Linked DNA regions of Homo sapiens: regions 1 and 3 are each linked to region 2. A link is an interaction called in ENCODE POLR2A ChIA-PET data of the cell type or tissue named here. Cell type or tissue: PC-9. All regions are shown on one strand. Region 1 holds the start of LOC124903699 (a long non-coding RNA gene). Region 2 overlaps SLC9A5 (solute carrier family 9 member A5). Region 3 holds the start of CES3 (carboxylesterase 3).

Region 1 (5,000 bases), 390 kb after region 2:
TTAGTAGAAACAGGATTTCACTGTGTTAGCCAGGATGGTCTGGATCTCCTGACCTCGTGGAGATCTGATTGTTTATAACAGACAGTTTCCCCTGTGCTCTTGCTTGCCTGCCGCCATTTAAAACGTGTCTTGCTTCCCCTTTGTCTTCTGCCATGATTGTAAGTTTCCTGAGGCCTCCCCAGCCATGCGGAAATGTGAGTCAATTAAACCTCTTTCCTTTATAAATTATGCAGTCTCAGGTATTCTTCATAGCAGTGTGAAAACTGACTAATACAGAGCATACATGGAGGCTACTCAATGGGCATACCTTTGATCCACTAATTCTACTTATTTCAATTTATCCTAAAGAGACAAAGGTGAACATTACAAATTTTTTACAGTAAATATACATTACTCCATCTAGCATAACTTGTATAATGAGGGGGGGAAAAGCAAAACTATTTTTATTTTATTTTTTATTTATTTATTCTTTTTTTGAGACAGAGTCTTGCTCTGCTGCCTAGGCTGGAGTGCAGTGGCACAATCTTGGCTCACTGCAACCTCTGCCTCCTGGGTTCAAGCAATTCTCCTGCCTCAGCCTCCCAAGTATCTGGGACTACAGGCACACGCTGCCACGCCTGGCTAATTTTTTTGTTTGTTTGTTTGTATTTTTAGTAGAGACGGGGTTTCACCACATTGCCCAGGCTGGTCTCGAACTCCTGAGCTCAGGCAATCGGCCCGTCTCAGCCTCCCAAAGTGCTGGGATTACAGGTATGAGCCACTGCACCCAGCTGCAACACTATTTTTAAAACAGCCAGATGCAAGAGAATCTCTTGAACACAGGAGGCAGAGGTTGCAGTGAGCTGAGATCACTCCAGCCCGGATGACAAAGCAAGACTCTGTCTCAAAAACAAAACAAAACAAAAACAAAACCACCCAGGTGAGTGACAGGGGTAAAGAAATGGACCTCTTGGATGATTCCTGCAAAGTCCCCTGATTCCTCACCTATGCAGACAAGACTTTTTTTTTTTTTTTTTTTTTTTTTTTGAGACAGGGTCTTGCTCTGTCGCCCAGGCTGGAGTGCAGTGGCGCAGGAACAGCTCACTGCAGCTTCAACCTCCCAGGCTCAAGCGATCCTGGGACTACAGGCGAACACCACCACACATGGCTAATTTTTGAATTTTTTGTAGAGAGACTCCCACTATGTTGCCCAGGTGATCTTGAACTCCTGAGCTCAAGTGATCGCCCACCTTGGCCTCCCAAAGTGCTGGGCTTATAGGCATAAGCCACTGTGCCTGGCTACAGACAAGACATCTATGGAATGTTAGGAAAGCTGGATTTGAGGATGATCTTGTGTCAGGAAGACCTGAGACAGTGGCAGCCAGTTTCTATCTCACTGTTAAAGCTGTAGCATCCGGCCACGCATAGTGGCTTATGCCTGTAATCTCAGCACTTTGGGAGGCTGAGGTGGGCGGATCACTTGAGGCCAGGAGTTTGACACCAGCCTCGCCAGCATGGTGAAACCCCGTCTCTACAAAAATACAAAAATTAGCCAAGTGAGTGTGGTGGTACATGCCTATAGTCCCAGCTACTCAGGAGGCTGAAGCACAAGAACCGACTGAACCCGGGAGGTGGAGGCTGCGGTGAGCCGAGGTCATGCCACTGCATTCCAGCCTGGGCAACAGAGCAAAATTATGTTGCGGAAAAAAAAAAAAAAAAAAAAGCTGTAACGTCCACGCTGATATCTAGGACAATTTGTAAAAATCTCAAGTGTCTTTGTTCTTTGTCAGTTAGCAGAAAAGTTTGTCATTGCAGTAGTTCTGTGGCATTCTCACTCCCCAGAGCATCTGAATAAAGCCAGAAGAGCTACCCCTCCCTGTGGGGCAGCTAGCTCAGGGATGGTTTAGCAAGGCTTGAGGCTGTGCCAGTGAAAAATGCTTGAGAATTTTTGAAAAATACAAGTCCTTCTTCAGCCCTTTATTCAAATCTCCTCTGAAGTAACACCACCAACAAGTTTACCAGGTTGTCGGGAGGCCTAAAAATTGTTGTTTTAAGTGCCTCAAGCTAAAGCCAATGCTAAGGCTTGCTCTCCTGTAGAGGAGGATGGGCAGACTCTCTGGGGGAAATATGACCTGTGTTTTTCAGCCTCTTTTCCAAAGAGGGGCAATTCCTTTCACTCACCAGAAAGAGCAGCTGCACACAAGACTGCAGTGATCTGTGCCCTAGGGGCAAAGCAACTGCTCTCTTTGCCACCATCAAGTCCCACTCATCCCCAATCAGGCCTTATTCAGGAGTGGGCTCATTATTTTCCATCACCTTGGTCAGGGGTGGTGGCTCATGCCTGTAGTCCCAGTGCTTTGGGAGGCCAAGGCAGGTGGATCCCTTGAGGCCAAGAGTTTGAGACCAGCCTGGGCAACAGAGACAGGCCAACAGAAGAAAACAAGAAGAAGAAGGAGGTAGAGGAGGAGGGAGGAGGAGGGAGGAGGAGGGGGGAGGAGGGAGGAGGAGGAAGGAGGAGAGGGGAGGAGGGAGGAGAGGAGAAGAAGGGGGGAGGAGGAGGGAGTGGAGGAGGGGGTAGGAGGAGAAGGAGGAGGAGGAGAAGGAGGAGAAGGGAGGAGGAGGGGGCAGGAGGAAGGGAGGAGGAGGAAGGAGGAGGAGGGAGGAGGAGGGAGGAGGGGGAGGAGGGAGGAGAGGAGAGGAAGGGGGAGGAGGAGGGAAAGGGGGAGGAGGAGGGAGAGGAGGAGGGGGTAGGAGGAGGGAGAGGAGGAGGGGGTAGGAGGAGGAGGAGAAGGAGGAGAAGGGAGGAGGGGGGAGGAGGGGGAGGAGGAGGGGGGAGGAGGAGGAGGAAGAAGGACAGGAGGAGGAGTAGGAGAAGAAGAGGAGGAGAAGGGGGAGGAGAGAGAAGAATTTTCCATCACCCTGTGGGTCTCAGGACTGAGGCCCGGCTCTGCCACCTACTTGCTGTGTGACCCTGCGGGCCAGTCACTTCCTCTGAGCCTCAGTAAAACTACATGGAAGGGCATTTGTGTGGGCTTTGTGGTTGTCGTTTGCACTCCAATTGGCAAATGACTCACATCCTTTCAAGAAGGGTAGTTTGGAGAGTAGAACGGCCTAAAAGTCTGGTGGGCGTGGACGGAGAAGAGGAAGCTGGGAGAGGAGACTCCGAACCTCCGAGGCTCAAGCGGCGCGCATTTGCGGCCGAGGCTTCAGGGGACACGGCCAGCAGGGGGCGCGGCCCGGCGAGCTCGCTCCCAGGAGGCGCATGCTGTAGGAGACCGCAGAGTCGGCTGCGTCAGCAGGCAATGGCCTTGGAGCACCGGCCTGAGCTACCCAGGGAGACGGTGGATCTCCAGGAAACCGCGAGTGCCTAGGAGCCCCTCCCCACCTTTTCCGGGGAAGCCCTGGTCGGAGCGAGCCGGTGAGCAACTCTATGCAAAAAGCATGCGAGCACTGGGGGCTGCGCACAAGGGTGGTGTGCAAGGGTGTCAGCACCCCAGGTTGGGGCTGCAGGGATCTCACCTCGGCCTGAGCAGGCGCGCGGTTGGAATTGGCCAGGACAGAACACCAAGTGGAAAAACACGTTTACGACAAAGAGAAGGCGTTTTGATAACAACAACGATTTATTTCTGTATTTCTTCTCTATCCCCTTTTCCTCCCCGTGTGCACACCTGTTTATATGCAGAGAAAAGTTTAGTAGGACACACAAGCCAGCAGTTACCAATGCTTATCTCTGGGTCATAAAACTGTAGGTCTATTTCTTTATTTCTTTATTTTTGAGACAGTCTCCCATCAGGCTGCAGTGCAGTGGCGCAATCATAGCTCACTGCATTTGAACTCCTGGGCTCAATAGATCCTCCTACCTCAGCTTCCTAAGTAGCTGGGACTACAGGTGTGCACCACCACAGCCCAGCTGGAACTCTTACATTCTTTATTTTTCCATTTATTTCATTATTTACTATTCTTATATCTTTTTAATTAAAAAAAATTTTTTTTTACTAATTTATTTAATAGAGACATGGTCTTGCTATGTTGCCAGGGCTGGTTTTGAACTCCTGGGCTCAAGCAATCCTCTCCAGTCACCCAAAGTGCTGGGATCACAGGTGTGAGCCACCACTCCAGCCCTACTCATTTTTTTTTTTTTTTAAATAGAGACAGAGTCTCGCTCTGTTACCCGGGGTTGGTGTCAAACTCCTGGACTCAAACAATCCTCCTGCCTCAGCCTCCGAAAGTGCTGTGATCACAGGCGTGAGCCACCGCCTCTGGCCTACTTTTCTTATTTTTAAACATGGAACATATATTTAATAATCAGGAACAATTCATTAAAGTCTGCCTTACACACTTACACATAGGAGTGGGAGGGAAGAAGACACAGCACACCCACTCTCTGGGGCAAGAAGGCAACAGAGAAGAGGCCAGGTTGCAGCTGCACCTGCCCTGTGGGTGAGGACTGGAGGCACCGCCCTTGTAGATAGGAAATCCAGGAAGGCTTTCGGGAGAGATCTGAAGGAAGTTATGGAGAGAAAACAGCAGGGGCAAAGGTCCTGGCCTTGTGGGCCAAAGGAAGGGCTTGGATTTTATGGCCAGGGCTGCCTGCCCCATCTCCAACCCTTGGGCCAGGGCTGGAAAGGACTTGAGAGGGCATCTCCCTCCTGCTTTCCTAAAGCATGCTCCCTGGAACACGATCCCACAAAATGTTCTGAGAGAAAAGATCCATAGCCCACTACCCCACCTTGGAAGAGATTCAGAATGCACAGTGTGTATAGTCAAGGCTTTAAAATTCTGCAGTAAAAGGAATCCATCCAGTTTTATTGCAGCAATGCCAAATGTTTCCCCATGAACCTCCTCTTTGCTGTAGAAACTAGTCACATCTGGCTGGACCCATGTACTTTGTGAGACACCCTTCTATCCATTTTTTTTAAGACAGAGTCTTGCTCTGTTGCCCAGGCTGGAGTACAGTGGCGTGATTATAGCTCACTGCAGCCTTGACCTCCTGGGCTCAGGCAATCCTCCTGCCTCAGCCT
Region 2 (5,000 bases):
ATGATTCGTGGGCTTGGGCACACCTCAAGGCTTCCTGGGGACAGAGAGTACACATGAACTCATTACCAATACAGTGGAAATCTCAAGTATAAGCACATTCTTATAAATTCATGCCACAGTTTCCATATGCCGTCCATTTTTGCGATTATCGGATGAATGTCTTGCTGAGGCGAAGTACCACAGCTTGTTTTACTCTCCACTCTATCCCCAACACCTAGCACAGGGCCGGGCACACAGTAGTTGCTCAAGAAATTGAACATTATTTTCATCAAAGAAACGAAAATAAGGAAAGTTGGCTTATGGCTCATGCCGTAATCCCAGCACTTTGGGAGGCCAAGGTGGTGGATCACCTGAGCTCAGGAGTTAGTGACCAGCCTGGCCAACATGATGAAACCCTGTCTCTACTAAAAATACAAAAATTAGCCAAGCACAGTGGCACACGCCTGTAATCCCAGGTACTCGGGAGGCTGAGGCAAGAGAATCACTTGAACCCGGGAGGCAGAGGTTGCAATGAGCCGAGATCTCGCCACTGCACTCCAGCCTGGGTGAAAGAGTGAGACTCTATATAAAAAATAAATAAAAATAAAAAATAAGAAGATAGCAAAAGCAGGAGCCAGGCAGGAAGCCCCATCTCCAGTCCCCTCACCCTACTGCAGCACTGGTCTCTGAAACAGCCTCCTGCCAAGCCCCATCCCAGCCAACCAGCGAGGGAGAAACGCCAGCCACCAGAGAGGGAAAGAAAGACCTGGAGGCTACAGGCCAAAGGTTTTTCTGCTGAGCATCCTGCCTGAGTACCCACCACAGCCCTTTGGTGGGACAAAGCCCAGGAGTGTGAGCTCATGCAAACCTAACAGCAGGCCAGAGCTTTGCCGCAAAGGGGATGACGAGGCATAGGGGACCTGAGCTAAGAATCCCAGAACTGCAGGGGCGGGGCTGAATTACAGGAAATCTGAGGTTCTGAAGGAGGAAACCTGGAAAGAGAATTCCTCTGGCCACCAACCACCCCAGCTCTCCAAAGTACAGTACAGCCTGTATCTGTTCATCGATAAAGTCCTGAGCAGCCCAATAAGCTTCTGTTTGAGTACATGTGTGAAATGTATTGATGCTATGATTAAAAGTAAAATGGTATCTCTTGAAAGACCTGGAATATTAAAATGCGATAACAACAACAAAAAGTGTAAAACAAAAAACCTTTGGTATTCACCTTTACAGGCTGCTAGGGAATGAATTCTTTGGTCTGAAAACTGATAAATGAAAGAATCAAGCATTTACTGGGTGAACTGTACCTCAAAGTAACCAAATAATTGATGAGGCGAGGTTTTTTGTTTTTTTGTTTGTTTGAGATGGAGTCTTGCTCTGTCACCTAGGCTAGAGTGTAGAGGCACGATCTCAGCTCACTGCAGTCTCCACCTCTCAGGTTCAAGCTATTCTCCCATCTCAGCCTCCAGAGTAGCTGGGATTACAGGTGCCCACCACCATGCCTAGCTAATTTTTTTTTTTTCGTATTTTTAGTAGAGACAGGTTTTCACCATGTTGGCCAGACTGGTCTCAAACTCCTGACCTCAGGTGATCTGCACACCTTGGCCTCCCGAAGTGCTGGAATTATAGGTGTGAGCCACTGCCTGTGGATTTACTGGTTTAAAGGAAATTTAAGAGACAGAGAAACATATTAAATGACACTTTGGGGATGCAACCAACAAAATCCAGACAGAGAAAGACTGTAGGACAAATAAGCAGGTTTCTTCAGTAAATACATCGTGAAGAAAAAAAAGTAGGGGGTTTGGGGGAAACTATGGATCAGGGTTTATCAAAGTTGACACTTGACATTTTGGGACAGCTACTCCTTTGCTGGTGAGGGTTGTCCTGTTCATTGTAGGATGTTTAGCAGCATCCCTGGCCTCTACCCCTCCATCCAAGGCCATCCTCCCCAGTTGTGACAACCAAAAATGTCTCTGGGCATTGCCAAATGTCCCCTGGGGGAGCAAAATCACTCCACCACCATCCCCCTGGAGAATCACTGCTATAGGTTAAAAGGGACATTGGACAAGCCTACTGTAAAAATATATATATATATATATATATATATATATATATATATATATATATATATATAATCAGGGAAATTTGAACGATGTTTGATGACAGATTTTTAGATATGGGAAAGGCATTGTGGTTACATATTTTTTAAAGAATCCTTTTTTCTTCCCCAAGAGACAGAGTGTTGTTCTGTTGCCCAGGCTGGAGTGTAGTGGCGTGATCATAGCTCACTGCAGCCTCAGCCTCCTGGGGTCAATTGACTAGAGGCATGCATCAGGAATCCTTATCTGAGGCCGGGTGGAGTGGCTTGAGCCCAAGAGGTTGAGGAAGCAGTGAGTCATGATCCGGCCACTGCACTCTTGCTTGGGTGTCAAAGAGAGATCCTAACTCAAAAAAAAAAAAAAAAAAATCCTTATCTGGCTGGGCATGGTAGTTCACGCCTTTCATCTCATCACTTTAGGAGGCTGAGAAGTAAAGATCACTTGAGCTCAGGACTTTAAGACTAGCCTGGGCAACATAACAAGGCCTCATCTCTACCAGAAAAAAAAAAAAAAAAAAGGCTGGGCATGATGGTGTGTGCCTGTAGTCCCAGCTACTCGGGAGGCTAAGGCAAAAGGACTGCTTAAGTCGGGGCATTCAAGGCTGCAGTGAGCTATGATCGCACCACTGCACTCCAGCCTGGGTGACAGAGAGAGACCATCTTGAAAGAAAAAAAAAGAATCCTTATATTTTAGAGACATGTACTGAAGTATTTATTGATAAAGTGATATGATATTTGAGACTTGCATCAAAGGAACCCAGTGGAGGGTGGGGCATAGGTGAGGTTTAGGTGAAATAAGATTGGCTATGAGTAGGTAATTATTGAAGCTGGATAATGGATAGATGGGAGTTTATTTTATAGTTCTATCATTGTATATTTTGAAATTTTCTATAATAAAAAATGTTTAAAGACACTTGAGGGTGCCAACCACCAGTGATACTAACAATATGAGTGAATTAGGTCTCTATACATACAGAAAAATGCTTATATACTGTATTTTTGTCCACAATAACTCCATTTTGATGAATTCAGGCTGCTCCTCCAGGTCAGGCTGCCACCTTCACCTGGGGATCTACTTGAGGGCATGGGTCTCAACAGAGCCCATGGTTTGCTCACCACCTCCTATTCCTCACTAGACTACAAAGGGAGGCAGCATGGCCTTGAAAGGGTGTGGGTGGGCACGGTGGCTGACACCTGCAATCCCAGCATTTTGGGAGGCCAAGGAGGGAAGACTGCCAGGAGTTTGAGACCAGCCTGGGCAACACAGTGAAACCTCATCTCTACAAACAATTTTTAAAAATCAGCTGGGTGCTGAGCACGGTGGCTCATGCCTGTAATCCCAGCACTTTGGGAGGCCGAGGAGGGCAGATCACCTGAGGTCAGGAGTTCGAAACCAGCCTGACCAACATGGAGACACCCCATCTCTACTAAAAATACAAAATTAGCTGGGTGTGGTGGCGCATGCCTGTAATCCCAGCTACTCGGGAGGCGGAGGCAGAAGAATCACTTGAACCCGAGAGGCAGAGGTTGCCATGACCTGAGTCACACCATTACACTCCAGCCTGGGCAACAAGAGCAAAACCCCGTAGCAAAAAAAAAAAAAAAAAAAAAAACAACAGCTGGGTGTGCTAGTGCACACCGGTAGTCCCAACTACTCGGGAAGCTGAGGTGGGAGGATCACTTGAGCCCTGGAGATCAAGGCTGCAGTGAGCCATGATCATGCCATTGTGCAATCCATGATCCAGCCTGGGTGACAGAGTGAGATCCTGTCTCAAAAAAAAAAAAGAAAAAGAAAAAAAAGATTATAGCAATGCAAGAATGGCATTTAAAAAAAAAAAAAAAAAGAAAAGAATAGGCCGGGCATGGTGGCTCACGCCTGTAATCCCAGCACTTTGGGAGACCAAGGTGGGTGGATCACCTGAGGTCAGGAGTTCAAGACCAGCCTGGCCAACATGGTGAAACCCCATCTCCACTAAAAATATGAAAATTAGCCAGGCGTGGGGGTGCACGTCTGTAATCCCAGCTACTAGGGAGGCTGAGGCAGGAGAATTGCTTGAACCCGGGAGCCAGAGGTTGCAGTGAGCTGAGATCGCACCACTGCACTCCAGCCTGGATGACAAGAGCAAAACTCTGTCTCAAATAAAATAAAATAAATTTAAAAATTAAAAAAAGAAAGGCTGTGGGCTTGGGAGTCAGATGAGTCAGGTTCAAATTCTGGTTCTACTATGTGATGCTGGACAAGTCACAAGTCTCTTAAGCTCTCTAAGCTCAGTTTCCCCATCTTGGTTGTTGTGAGGGTTGAATATTACCTATGTCGGGCATCTGGTATGAAGAAGAGGCTCTGCAAATGCTGGCTGATGAATAAACTAGTGAATAGGAAAAGGGAGTTGTCTGGAGTAGAGGCCATGAGTGAAGAGAGAGGAAACCAGCTTGCTCCAGAGGGGAGGTGGGCAGGGAGGAAGCCATTACCTGAGACCTTGCCCTCTTGGAGAACCTCACTGGTGGCACGAGCCACAAAGATGATCCCCTCATCGTCCTCCTTCTCTGTCTCTGAACTGTCGCTCTCCTCCTCCTCCTCCTCAGACTCCACGGTTAATATCACAGCAGCTGGACAGAGACAAGAGCAGAGTCAGGCATCCTGGGCTGGCAGCTGCCTGTTGGGACTACACAGCCCCAAGCCAGCTCCCTGTCTCCCTAGGCAGAACACACGTTGGCAGAGACACTTGCTTTCTCCTCTGGCTGTTTCAAGCACTGGCCTAAGAGGTGGGGACTTGGGAGGAAGAGAACTGACATTGCGGAGCCCAAGGAAGCGACCAGAGGAAGCTAAGTCCCCGGAGGAAGTCATGAGGACCACACTTTCCAGCTCCCCCATCCTCTTCTTTCAGCCCCAAATCCCACGATCCACTGGAAACATGAGCACTTG
Region 3 (5,000 bases), 310 kb after region 2:
AGGCTGAGCAACTTCGGGCCCTGAGGGAAGGACAGAAAGGCCACGGGGTGAGTTTGCAGCCCCCATGAGGGGAAGGAGTGAAAGACAAACCCTCAGGCTGTTCTCAGTACTTACCACACAGCATCTTGGTAACCTTCCCAGCAAGCCGGTGAGCCTGGTCTTAGGTTGACGCCCAACTTCCTCCTCCCTGCCTGCCTGAGAGTCACTACCACTCCACTCCAGGCCAGACCGGGCCTGCCACTAGGGCCTTGTGCCTTGGGGCCAGCCACTTGCCCATTTCTTTGTTTTTATTTTTTGTGTTTGAGACAGGGTCTAGCTCTGTTGACCAAGCTGGAGTGCAGTGGCACGATCTTGGCTCACTGCAACCTCTGACTCCCGAGTTCAAGCGACTCCAGGGCCTCAGCCTCCCAAGTAGCTGGGATTACAGGTGTGCACCACAACGCCTGGCTAATTTTTGTATTTTTAGTAGAGACGGGGTTTCATCATGTTGGCCAGGCTGGTCTCGAACTCCTGACCTCAAGTAATCCATCCACCTGGGGCTCCCAAAGTGCTGGCATTACAGGCATGAGCCATCATGCCCAGCCCTGAATTATTTTTTAAAAAGTAGAGATGGGGTCTCATTATGTTGCCCAGGCTGGTCTCAAACCCCTGGGCTCAAGCAATCCTTTCACCTCAGCCTCCCCAAGTGCTGGGACGACAGGTGTGAGCCATCATGCCCAGCTGGCACCATGTTTCTTGTACGGCCTGCAGAACTGTGGCCTAACTAAACTTCTTTTCTTTGTGAATTACCCAGCTTCCTGTATTCTTTTACAACAACACAAACAGACTAAGACTGGAGGACTGCCTCTCCCAGGCTAGACAATTCCTAGAGATAGGAGGCAGCTCTCTGGGGAGGTGGAATTGGCAGGCATCTCTCTAGGGAGCAAAGGCAAACCAGTCCAGAGCCATACCCAACCACCTCCTTTATACAGCTCTCAGCTCCTGGCTGCCATCCACCAGCCATAATCACCACAGAGCCGGGTACCAGGAAGCTGGCTGGGGACAGCCCCTTTCCCCAGAGCCTGCTGCCAATCGTAAACCTCTTTAGCCTGCCTTGCCTATTCCTTCCCGTGGCAACCGTGTCAAAGGGGCTTGCCCACATTTTCCCCCTGCTCCCTCTGCCTCCTGGCTGATGCCACCTGGTGCTTCCCTCTGTGGCCCTATGTGGCATGGCCTGCTTCCTGTTCACAGGGAACTACGAGCAAACTCCTTCCCTCATGATAGTCATTTGCATATCTGCTTGTCTTACTATACTTCATTAAAACAAATCTCAGGCCCCCTTAAGACATAAAGACAGGCCAGGTGCGGTGGCTCACGCCTGTAATCCCAGCACTTTGGGAGGCCGAGGCAGGTGGGTCACCTGAGGTCAGGAGTTTGAGACCAGCCTGGCCCACATGGTGAAACCCCATCTCTCCTAAAAATACAAAAATTAGCCGGCCATGGTGGCAGGTGCCTGTAATCCCAGCTACTCAGGAGGCTGAGGCAGGAGAATCGCTTGAATCCAGGAGGCGGAGGTTGCAGTGAGCCGAGATCGCGCCATTGCACTCCAGCCTGGGTAACAAGAGCAAAACTCTGTCTCAAACAACAACAACAAAAACAACGAAACAAATACAGCAAGAGCAGAGCGCCTGCCCAGAGAGAATGCACAACCCCTGGTCTGCCTCCAAACAGGACTGTTTCCTGAGCGGTCGGCCCACTGCTCCCTGTCCCTGTCTCACTCTTGACTCCTCCACACCAAGTACCTCTGCAGGCCCAGCAGGTGTGTCTTACCAGTGGCTGTGGCAGGGCATGCCAGGAGCAGACAGACCACCCCGACCAGGACCCCGGACTCCACTCTCACTGCTCTCTCCATTCTCCTTACAACTGGTTCGACAGAAGCTTCAGAAGGTGGAATAAGATCCCTGCCCTTCAGCACCACCGATCTCTAAAGGGCTGTGATATAGAACCTCCAAGGACAGCGCCACCTAGCTGGTGGCCAGCCCCATGCTCAGGCTGAGCCAGAGGCAGGGCTAGATGAGTGCCCTGCAGAGGCCTGGTTGATATGACAGCCCTCCCCGTCCCACTGTTTTCAAATTCCAGCTCTCCTGACTTGGTGATCTCCATGAAATCCTGTGCGTTCATCCCAAGGTGACCACATCACTGACCCTAGGAAGTGGTGGCCAGTGACCCTGGGGTGCCACTCCGAGTGGGCAACCCAGCCTGAGGTGAGGGCTTGATATGGTTTGGATGTTTTGTCCCCTCCAAATCTCATGTTAAAATGTGAAAGAAAATAAAACAGTGATGATAATAGGACCCACCTCATAGCATTGAAGTGAGGGTACATGTTTGCATGTGTGTGTGAGTGTGTGTGTGAAAACATGAGGCTTGGGACTGGGTGTGGTGGCTCATACCTGTAATCCCAGTGCTTTAGGAGGATGGGGCAGGAAGATCGCTTGAGCCCAGGAGTTTGAGACCAGCCTGGGCAACACAGGGAGACACGTCTCTAGAAAAAATAAAAAAAATTAGCCAGGTGTGATGGTGCATGCCTGTGGTCCCAGCTACTTGGGAGGCTGAGGTGAGAGGATCACTTGAGCCCAGGTTGTCGAGACTGCAGTGAGCTGTGATAATGCCACTGCACTCTAGGCTAGGCTATAGAGCAAGACAAAGAAAGAGAGAAAGAGAGAGAGAGAAGAAAGAAAGGAGAGAGAGAAAGAAGGAGAGAGAGAAAGGAGAGAGAGAAAGAAAAAGAGACAGAAAAAGAGAAAGAAACAAAAAGAGAAAAAAGAAAAATAGAGAGAGAAAGAAAGAGAGAGAGGGAGGGAGGGAGGGAGGGGAGGGGAGAGGAGGGGAGGGGCTTGGAACCAGAACTCATGGAAGCCTGAGGAGAGGAGAGTCTGGGAACCAGAACTGATGGAAGCCTGCTCTTGACCGGGGCGGGGATCTGCAGGGCATCTGTCTCTCTGCTGGCTTAGGAGGCTCCCACCCCCAGGGAGGGCAGGACTCACTTCTGGGCCTCAGTGTCAGGAACATGGCTGGCTGGGAGTAGGCGGTGGGAGGATGGATAGATATTTGCTGGCCCAGTGAAAGACAGAGTGAGGGTTGTGCCTAAACACGATGCCAGATCCTCTTCCGGGGCTCCAGCTGGCACCCAGAGCTGAAGAGACAGGCTTTAGGATGAAACTTCCCTTCTGCCAAAAATAACTAGTGCCAGCTGGGCATTGTGGCACAAGTCTGTAGTCCCAGCTACTCAGGCGGCTGAGGCAGGAGGATTGCTTCAGCCCAGGAGCTTGAGGCCAGCTTGGGCAACATAGCAAGACTCTCTCTCTAAAAAAAAATTCATAAAAAACCATTGCAGCTTCCTGAATCTTCCCCGGCAGCCTGGGGTGGGGTCTCCTTTTCAGAGCTGCCTCCAGACTTTGTCCTTCCCTATTCCACCTTCCTCTTCTTGTTGCCATCACAGCCCTGCCACCCCCCAGCCACACCCCCTTGATCATTTGCTGAAGATTTTAGCACCTGGCTCTGGCATGCTTTCCACCTTCAACACTCACATCAAGGCACCTGGATCTCTTCTCCGCCCACAATCTTACCTTCCATCTTCGGGTATAGATGCTGCCAGGAGAGCTCTCCATCTGCTCCCAAGGCCACGTTTCCCAACTCCCTGCAGCTAGGTCTGCCTTCCCTCCTAGCATTGTGGATGGGCCTACCAGGGCCAGGACTAGGGTGAGACAGGCCAGCAAGGCGCCCAGGGCATAAAAGTTAAAGAGTCACTCACCCCCGGGGTCATACCAGTAGAGGGTCGGCACCTGAGAATGAATGCCTTCTAAATTTTACACTTGCTTGTCTTGCTCTAGTCCCAGCTCTGGGACCTACCCATGGACACTAGACCCTGGTCCCCTCCCACGTCCCCAGGGCTGTCTCTTTGGTAGCAGCATCCCTCCCATCAGCTGCAAACACAGCTTCTGTGTAAATGCCACCATCAAAGCCTGCCTTGACCCACTTTGCCCTCTAGCTATTGCTCCATTCTTCTGTTTTTCCCCTTCCTTCCTTCCTTCCTCTTTCTTTCTCTTTCTTTCTTTCTCTCTTTCTTTTTCTTTCTTTTCTTTCTTTCTTTCTTTTTATTTCCTCTCTTTTCTTTGTCTCTCTTTCTTTTCTTTCTCTTTCTTCTTTCTTTCTTTCTTGCTTTCTTTCCCTCCCCCCCACTTCCTTCCTTCCTTCCTCTCTTTCTTTCTTCCTCTTCTTTTTTGTTTTTTTGGAGACAGGGTCTCACTCTGTCACCCAGGGTAGAGTATAGTGGCATGATCTTGGCTCACTGCAGCCTCAATCTCCTGGGTTTAAGTGATCCTCCCACCTTGGCCTCCCAAGTAGCTGCGACTACAGGTGCATGTGTGCCGTCATGCCTGGTTATTTTTTTACTTTTTGTATGTTTTTTGTAGAGATGGGATCTCCCTATGTTGACCAGGCTGGTCTCGAACTCCTGGGCTCAAGAAATCCTCCTCCCTCCACCTCCCAAAGTGCCAGGATTACAGGCGTGAGCCACCATGCCTGGCCCTTCTGTTCTTATTTCTAGGAAAGCTAGTCATCCACCTTTGCTGTCTCCAGTTTCTCTCCTTCCAGTCTCCACCAGAAGTTGCTCTCGACCTCCACCCAACAGCATGGCCTGTTGTTGATTCAATGTCTCCCATCCAACTCACTGTGGCCCCAGCCATCCTCCCAGCCTCCTGCCTTGGTAGATGCTAACTCTGCCCTTAATTCTCATGTCCTAATTAATACCTGGGTTGTGGGTGCTAAGAGGTCCCCAGCTCCTCCCAGCTCAGAGTCCAGTGACAAAGCTCCTTTACATTAACAGGTCAACTTCTTCCAAATCCCTGGGCTGCTGTCCATGACTACTGGGGGGAACATGCCCATGGATTCCACCATTTACTGTGCTATGGTTCAGAGGTCTTGGCATCGATGATGACTGAGGGAATCATAAAAATGTGAAA

Evidence for each region. ChIA-PET counts read pairs that join two places held together with the same protein. Peaks named below come from ENCODE experiments on the same cell type or tissue, not always from the same donor. Only the 100,000 strongest peaks of a DNase experiment are listed, where the experiment ranks them.
Region 1: POLR2A ChIA-PET joins it to region 2 with 20 read pairs; 2 of 35 experiments call an interaction of 5 or more read pairs at or near these places.
Region 3: POLR2A ChIA-PET joins it to region 2 with 24 read pairs; 3 of 35 experiments call an interaction of 5 or more read pairs at or near these places.

The regions. Positions count from the first base shown.
Region 1 is chr16:66,871,512-66,876,511 of GRCh38, reverse strand. LOC124903699 (a long non-coding RNA gene) reads left to right here and starts at 3,257. Exons shown (of 4, transcript XR_007065088.1): 1 at 3,257-3,397. In PC-9, CTCF peaks have their summits at 2,987 and 3,189 (motif pointing right); a DNase peak (open chromatin) is centred at 3,091; H3K4me3 peaks cover 979 bases; H3K27ac peaks cover 563 bases.
Region 2 is chr16:67,265,772-67,270,771 of GRCh38, reverse strand. SLC9A5 (solute carrier family 9 member A5) reads right to left here. Exons shown (of 16, transcript NM_004594.3): 15 at 4,547-4,684; 16 at 1-34. LOC124903701 (a long non-coding RNA gene) reads left to right here. Exons shown (of 3, transcript XR_007065092.1): 3 at 4,661-5,000. Among named protein-coding and RNA genes, the nearest start is that of PLEKHG4, 11 kb to the left of the region's middle. RefSeq lists a silencer at 1-138. In PC-9, no CTCF peak of the experiment used is centred here; a DNase peak (open chromatin) is centred at 2,341.
Region 3 is chr16:66,958,199-66,963,198 of GRCh38, reverse strand. CES3 (carboxylesterase 3) reads right to left here and starts at 1,933. Exons shown (of 13, transcript NM_024922.6): 1 at 1,810-1,933; 2 at 1-20. The coding sequence starts at 1,891. RefSeq lists enhancers at 1,742-1,951, 1,736-2,237, 2,042-2,291. In PC-9, CTCF peaks have their summits at 1,781 and 1,984; a DNase peak (open chromatin) is centred at 1,998.